Linked DNA regions of Homo sapiens: region 1 is linked to region 2. Evidence: chromatin contacts called from ENCODE Hi-C data. All regions are on one chromosome and are shown on one strand. The core of a region is the stretch at or near the end of the contact, and the rest is flanking DNA. Distances in the headings are between cores, read along the strand shown. Region 1 has its middle 100 kb from the start of NR3C1. Region 2 overlaps ARHGAP26 (Rho GTPase activating protein 26).

Region 1 (4,153 bases), core at 24-2,523, 580 kb before region 2:
AACTATAGAAATATGCAAAACAATAAGTTTACATATATGTGTAGTGAAAGTATTAAGAAATGCATGGAAATAGTAGTCACCAAATTCAGACCACTAGTTGCCTCTAGAGAGCAGAATGTGATCAAAGAGGACTAAGTAGGGACTTAAACTTGTATCAATATTGTTTTCATTCTTAATCTGTAGTCAATATGTGGGGGTTTGTAATATTTTTATTTACACATTTGTGTTTGTCTTAAATATTTTACAATACCTTTTTTTTTTTTTTTTTTTTTTGAGATGGAGTCTCACTCTGTGGTCCAGGCTGGAGTGCAGTGGCGCAATTTCAGCTCATTGCAACCTCCGCCTCCCGGGTTCCAATTCTCTTGCCTCAGCGTCCCGAGTAGCTAGGACTACAGATGTGTGCCACCATGCCCAGCTAATTTTTGTATTTTTAGTAGAGATGGGGTTTCACTGCTGGCCAGGCTGGTCTTGAACTCCTGACCTTGTGATGACCTTGTGATCTGCCTGCCTCAGCCTCCCAAAGCGCTGGGATTACAGGCGTGAACCACTGCCTTTGTCTACAATACCTTTTTAAAAAGAAAATGACAAAGGCAACCATTCATTCTGCAAACATTGACTAAAGGCAAGCAACATGCCAGACATTGTGACTGGGTGTTGAAATGTTGCAGTGAACCCTCTGATGCACTGGAGAAGATGGAAGAAGTGTGTTTAGTACTAGAAAGCATAGGGAGCTGTGGAAGTGTGTGCCAAGGAGTCCTAATGTAGTTCAGGTGACTTAGGAAAGCCTCCAAGAGACAATGAAGCTTAAGCTGAGACTGGAGAACGAAAAGTTGTACTTATCAGCAAAGAAAGGAACAGTTCAGATTGATCCCATTCAAAATTTCCGTGTCTGAAACTAAACATTAGCGCAAGGAAGGCAGAAAGGACAAGCCAGATCACACACCACAGGATCTCCTGTCCATTCCTTGCTAACATTTAGACTTCATTATGCACTGCCTGTAGCTCACATGGTGCCACATGCCAGCAAGTACCAAGTAGGGTGGGAAGGGGAGTGAAGGGAAGTGGGTATTCAAAAACATTTCAGTGACTTCACATTCTCCTGAGATCCAGAACAGTTCCCATATTCTCTCCTAATACAGAAGCAATTTCAGACACTGAGCATAGGGAGGCAGGGTATGAGTGTGAGCTGGCTGAGCCTTTCCCTCCCATTCCTGTGAAGGAATTACTCTGGCAGATTTCCACATTGTAGGTATTTTACCATTTGTCATAGGCAAGTTACACAACTCAGTTAGTGATTAAATTACCAACAGAGCTGCTATTTGAGTAAGGAAGGTTCAAGGTTGTTTCTTGCTCCTGCACTTTGTTTTAAATGCAATTGGATTAATTCTTTCTTAACCTCCTTGTTTAGAGGAAGAAAACAAAAATCCTGTCTGGTCTCCAATAGATAGGGTAAAAAGCGGCATTTTAACTAACTCATCAACCACTAGGATCCCTGTGTCTAACCTTGGTCCTTTGTTTAGATTTATAAAGTATGAGATCATTGTCAGTTTCATTTATCTCTGTTATTAAATGTACTGGGCCTCCTTCAAATGACATTATATCTCCTTATCTGATTCAAATAAATGTCTTACTCATGGCTAGAATGTAGATGGTGAAATCTCATTGTTAACTCAATAATTGAAATAATCTCATTGTTTTGCTTTCCTAATAGAATCTTAAATTGATTGCTCATGCCTGGAATTTCACTTAGTTTCACCAAACTTTTCTTAAAACTGCTGCTCTTATGCATTCTTTTTGTCTCAATGTTTCTACAAGGATGGAGCATTCTTGCTCTAAAGATAAATGCTTTTAACTAGCATTTCTCTTGGTCTGTTTATCTTATAAAAAATAAAAGTAATCACTCAATATTTGTGTTTGTTTCTATTAGTTATGATTAAATATACTGGTGGTATAGTTGCTAAAGGCACAGGCTGTAAAATAAGCACTAGGTTTGGATCCAAGCTCTGTGACCTTATAGTGACTTAACCACTGTTTTCTCATTTATACAATTGAGATAATAATGGCTATCCCATAAGAGTGTTGTGGGAATTCATAGAGATTATTTTGGGTATGTTACCTAAGCTGGGTGGCTCGTAGTAACCATTCAGATTTTAGCAAATAAAATACTGTACTCTGTATTCAGCTTGACTAGAAATGTGGTTTATCACTTAAAGGTTTGAATTGACCTTCTGAATTGTGACTCGTGAAAGGGATTTTCTTCCTGTCTTATACCATTCTGTACTTAGAGTGTTTGCATCTGAATCGTTAGTATTCCCTATCTTATGTATATAAACTATCCTCTAAATTAATTTTGTTTGATTTGGTTTTATTTTCCTGGTGATTTTCCCAGCTGCCCCAACTGCGACTCTTGGTATAGAAGAGGCAGTAGACTGCACTTCACCTTCTTCAGGTGAATGTCCCAAACAGAGCATTTGAGGTCCCCAGCTACAGCAGTCAGTGCTGCCTGGTAACTAAAAGCAGCAGCCTGCATGGCTGGAGGGAGTCAAGATAATGGAATTGGATTGTCACCCACAGTCAGCCTGAAACAACCATGGCTACCACCCCAAGTCCCATGCACTTTCTTGCATTTGGGGCTCTACACATACCCTTCCCTCTGCCTGGAACAATCTTTCCTACACTTCCCCCTTAATAAGATAATTACTACTCATTTATCAAGTCTCAACTTATATGTCATCTCTCTAAGAATTTATTCTCTGACCCACAGACTTAGTGGGAATCTCTATCATGTACCCCCACGACATTCTCAAATTATCCCTATTATGTGCAAGCAGTCCTTGTGCTATGGATTGAATGTGTCCCCCAAAGTTCATGTGTTGGAAACTTAATCTCGTATGTGACAGTGCTGGCAAGTGGGACCTAATGGGAGGTGATTAGGTCATGATCATTATCACTGGAGCAGGTTAGTTATCATGGGAGAGAGTCTGTTATAAAAACAAGTTGAGCTCCTTCTTGCTCTCTTGTGCTCACCCTCTCTTGCCCATCTGCCTTCTACATAAGATAATGTAGCACAAAGGCCCTTGTCAGATGCTGGGACCATGTTCTTGGACTTCCCACCCTCCAGAACCATCAGCCAAGTAAATGTCTCTTCATTATGAATTACTCTGTCTGTGGCATTCTGTTATGGCAGCATAAAACAGAGTAAAACACTTTGCTTTACACAGTTCCACTATGCATGAACTTCAATGACCACAATTTAGTTAAATAGCACCAGCCCTTCAACAACACAGTTCAAATTTCAGTAACCATGATATATGAACTATAAACTGTGAGCTGCTTGCTCTTTGGTCCACAAATCACTTCTTAACAGATTCACATCATGATCAGTAACCAATCACATCACTTCTTCCAAACCGATCACATCACTTCTTCCACTGTGCATTTGTTATTCAGTTGACACACAAAGAGCAAATCAAGTGGTTGTGTTGCTTCCTTGTCTCCCAGTAATAAACCCATGTGACAGTTTACAAACATGAATAATCAAAACTGGAAATTAGCTGAAAAAGATGAAAGTACTCCAAAAAATGAAAAGTGATAACCTGGAAGTCAAATTCGAATCAAATGTAAGTGAAGTTATAGAAGAAGTAACTGATTATGGCATGTTGACATCCTTTACCATTGCATCTACTCTAGATATGCAGTCAGAGAAACTTAGCAAAGTGGCTGTGACAAAAAGGATAAAGATGTCCCAGAGAAAGTGATGCCGGCCAACCATTTCACCTTGAAAGAACTCTCAGAGATATTTCACATCAACATACAAAGAACAAAGGAGAAAATATTAGAAACTGATCCATACTTAGAAAGGAATATGACAATTTACTGCTACATAGAAAACATGTTTGCTCCATGTTGTAAGATATATGATGATAAGAGAAGGCGAGCAGGCATTGTTCAGACTACTTTGGATGAGTGTTTTACACTAATTCTCAGTGTTTCTAATGTTTTCAATTATCATGCACTAAGTAAATAATAGTTTTATTACATTTTTCATTTCCCTATATATTTATCACTGGCAGTTTTTAAAGGTCATGGAACAGTCATAATTTTTCCTATTTATGATGATGATTACTTTGCGCAGTTTCAGCTTGCATGGTAA
Region 2 (3,610 bases), core at 1,108-3,607:
CACAGGGCTGAGGGCTGAAGGGACACACCTGCACTGACATAATGGCCATTTCCTTTCTCCTCCTGAGTAACGCAACAAAGTGGCCTACCACTCCCTTTTAAAATTAACATCTGATAACTAATAAGAACAGAGAAGGGGTCTTTGGCAAATTCTAAAAAATCTGCCAAGGAGCTCCCTCCACCCGCCAGATGAGAGAAGGAGCAAATGACTTAAAAATCCTCTGTAGAGCTCAACCCTAAGAATCCACTTAAAATACAGCACTTCCTTTTCACTCTGAATATGTCCTTAGTGCTATATCTGCTTAAGAATCTGGATCTGCTTAAGAATCTGGATCTGCTTAAGAATCATGAACGAGGATCTGGAATTTTCTCTAAGCTGGCACCTCACCTCTCACACTGCAGGAGCCATGGAGAAAACAGCTCTCCATCTATTACAGGGCAAGTTGCTACCCAACACCATATCTCCTCCAACCCTGGCCCCTAAAAACAGCCCATGGAAAGCAGTATATGGTTTAGCAACACATTCAGGATCCTGGGACCACTGGCTATACCAACTCATAGCCTCCTCACCAGCCAAGAGCAAACAGAATCACAACCAGCCCCAATTCCAGGGTTACTCGACAGCTTTCCTACGCTAATCTTATTCCTGAATCTGAGTCAACAATAGTGATCTCAGTGGTTTGGCAATTTACCCACTTCCTATTGGACAAGGAAAAGCTATTACTAACTCCACCCCACTGAAACAAAAACACTCAGAATTTAACAGTACCGTTCTTTCTAAATCAACCTCCAAAGATCTAGAATTTACTCATTCATAAGACTATAAATCTTCTGTTGGCAAGAGTTCATTCCCCAGCTTCCATCCACACTACTGTATATTTAAGGGTCAAATTCAAAGTAGAAGAGCTGAGGCACCCACAGGAACACACAATCTCAAAGCCTGTGTCTGAAACCTGCCCCTTATGCTTATTTAGGAGACAAAGGGGAATGATAAGGAATGGAGCATCAGCTGCCATCCACTTGCAAGAAGAGTTTTGCAAGTGCCAGGGAAGGGAAGTGGTCCTTTGTTTCTAAAGTGCTACTGGGAAAATGAATTCCTAACAGTTCCTGGACAATGCAATGGTTCGGGTTCAGAAGAGCTTCATTTACACAAAGATATGGCCAAAGCCACATAGAATAATCTTGGAGAATGACACCTTTTCCATGTCTGTTTATGAGATTACAGACCCAAATGTCTACGGAGACTCGGTAAGTAAGAAAAATTAGGGAAACTGGATAAGAAATTCTTTAATCCAAGGAAAATAGACTTGGTCTTATGTTGCTCTTGGTTTTTTCTTTTGCAGTTTTACTTTCAGATAGAAACAAAGAACAAAGAATTATCTCCCCTCTGTGGGAAAAACAACAGTGCAAGTGCAAAGCAAAAAAGCTGTCACTCGTCTTCATGGGGGAGGTGGGCAACAGGGCATGGTGGGGACTGCGGCAGAACAGAGAGCACACACCCCACCTAAAGGAAATATCTGTCATTCAGCTCAACCGGTAGCTGGCATGCGGGAAGGCATGATCAGCAGTTAAAGATTTTTTTCAGTTTTAAACTGTTGCCTCAAACACTATTCAAGCCAAACCAAGCATGTCTGTGGACCACCAGTTTGCAACTTCTGTTGTCTGTGTCTTCCTCTGAATCTATCTGAGCTTCACCCTAGGTCATCATTACATGTTATAAAGTCATCCATCTCATGCATTAAGACCAACAATGAAGGATGCCTGTCTATATTCTTGATTCACCTTACAGTCAAACTCAGGAGAGTATCTCCAGGTCATCCACAAAGGAGGAACTTGGGCTACTTCCCTTTTTCTTCCAATACTCAAGGACACAGTGCCATCACTGGAAGGCAATGGTAATCTACTATTTGGAGACAGAACATATGAATCTGCACTACTATGCGTGCTCTGATGTAATAAACCATTGAGGTCCTTCTGCAAGACCTTTGTGCATGGAAAGAATTAATAATATGCCATGATAATCTGGGTGTGGTACAGGTGAGAGACAGAGGAAGTAAGAAACCAGAAGATGCTGCAACTGGCAGCCCCCAAACCACAGGTAGATTTACTGAGTGTTTATTATGTGCTAACCACTGTGCTAAGGACTTTACTTGTATTATCATTCATTCTTCACAATAACTGTATGAAGTAGACACTACCATTATTTCTTCTTTTAAAAGTGAAAAGACTGAGACTCACATAAATTACTTGCATAATGTCACACCACTAGTAAGTGCCAAAGCCTGCACTTGAACCCAGGTGTGCCTGAATCTAAAGCAAAGCCCATGCTTTAATGACAATGTTGTACTGCCCCCCTGTGCATGTAGCATACATGTCCTGGGATCCAGAAAGACCAGCATCTTAAGGAGAAGAAGAAAGGAAGGAAGGAGGGAGGGAGGGAAGGAGAGTTGGAAAGAGGAGGGAGGGAGGAAGCAAGGGTCAACCCTCTAAGAAGGTTTTGGAAGTAGCTTCTAATCAATTATTTAGAAAGGATCTGATCCTCTCAGCACTTTGGGATGCCGAGGCGGGTGGATCGCGAGGTCAGGAGATCGAGACCATCCTGGCTAACACGGTGAAACCCCGTCTCTACTAAAAATACAAAAAAATTAGCCAGGTGCGGTGGCAGGCGCCTGTAGTCCCAGCTACTTGGGAGGCTGAGGCAGGAGAACGGCACGAACCCGGGGGGCGGAGCTTGCAGTGAGCGGAGATTGCGCCACTGCACTCCAGCCTGGGCGACAGAGCAGGACTCCGTATCAAAAAAAAAAAAAAAAAAAAAAGGATCTGATCCTAATAAATGAATGAATCATAACCTATTAAAGCCTGCAACCTTAGTATTTTTAGAGGAATGTTCCTAAAATAATTAGGATCATAGCAATAATAATAGTCTAAAAAGTAGGTATCACCAACCACATCAGATAAGTTCTTACATTTTTATGAGAGACTGAAGTCGTAAAACATCGGGAAGCCCAAAGACATCTTTGGCATATTAAATTGCATGGCTCTTAAATGCAACAGATATTGACTGAGTTCCTATTATGTGCCAGTCATCATGCTAGGTATCAGGGACATAGAAGCAAGCAAATGTTAACACACTGCACAAGGACAAGGCATTATTCACTGATGGGATGAGTGAGACTCAAGGAGAATGCAAATACCTGTTACTACTATTGATAACAAACTATGAAAATATAGCTTCTGTTTCATGTATTTTTTTTTCATTTTTACTATTCTATCTCACAATCAACAGAAATGTACATAAGTGGAATGTACTGGTTGAACTGTTTCTTCTATCCAGAATTACATAATAGCTCATTTTTGGTTTTGATTTTAAAAAGACAAACTCATTTTATATTTAGAAATTGGTAAATAAACTGGTATATTCAACCAATAAAACTCCATATTTCACCAGGCAGACTAAAGAGTAAAAATAGGGTTGCCTCAATCACCCTCCCAATCAAGTCCATTAACCACCATACCCCATTCTTTGTTAAACCAGAATCAAACAGCAAACAGGCATGCTCTCATTTAATTAAAAGAAAAAAAAAAACTCCATGACAAGTTCAAACTACATG

What was found. Hi-C counts contacts between places; a loop is a spot of excess contacts on that map. Pooled maps may share reads with other maps.
Region 1: a map of MCF 10A shows a loop between it and region 2 (4-fold over the local background). The contact joins two enhancer-like sites. A Hi-C loop is called at or near these places in 1 of 168 maps with a recorded cell type or tissue (MCF 10A), 3 of 37 single-sample maps with no recorded cell type and 5 of 50 pooled maps.

Annotation. Positions count from the first base shown.
Region 1 is chr5:143,504,496-143,508,648 of GRCh38, reverse strand. No RefSeq gene overlaps it. Among named protein-coding and RNA genes, the nearest start is that of NR3C1, 100 kb to the right of the region's middle. RefSeq lists an enhancer at 1,131-1,425. Within about 2 kb of position 1,273, at least 7 of the 41 ENCODE cell types and tissues checked have a DNase peak (open chromatin) inside an H3K27ac peak, as active enhancers do.
Region 2 is chr5:142,923,063-142,926,672 of GRCh38, reverse strand. The region is part of intron 10 of ARHGAP26 (Rho GTPase activating protein 26); the gene reads right to left. Among named protein-coding and RNA genes, the nearest start is that of ARHGAP26-AS1, 56 kb to the right of the region's middle. Within about 2 kb of position 2,357, at least 3 of the 41 ENCODE cell types and tissues checked have a DNase peak (open chromatin) inside an H3K27ac peak, as active enhancers do.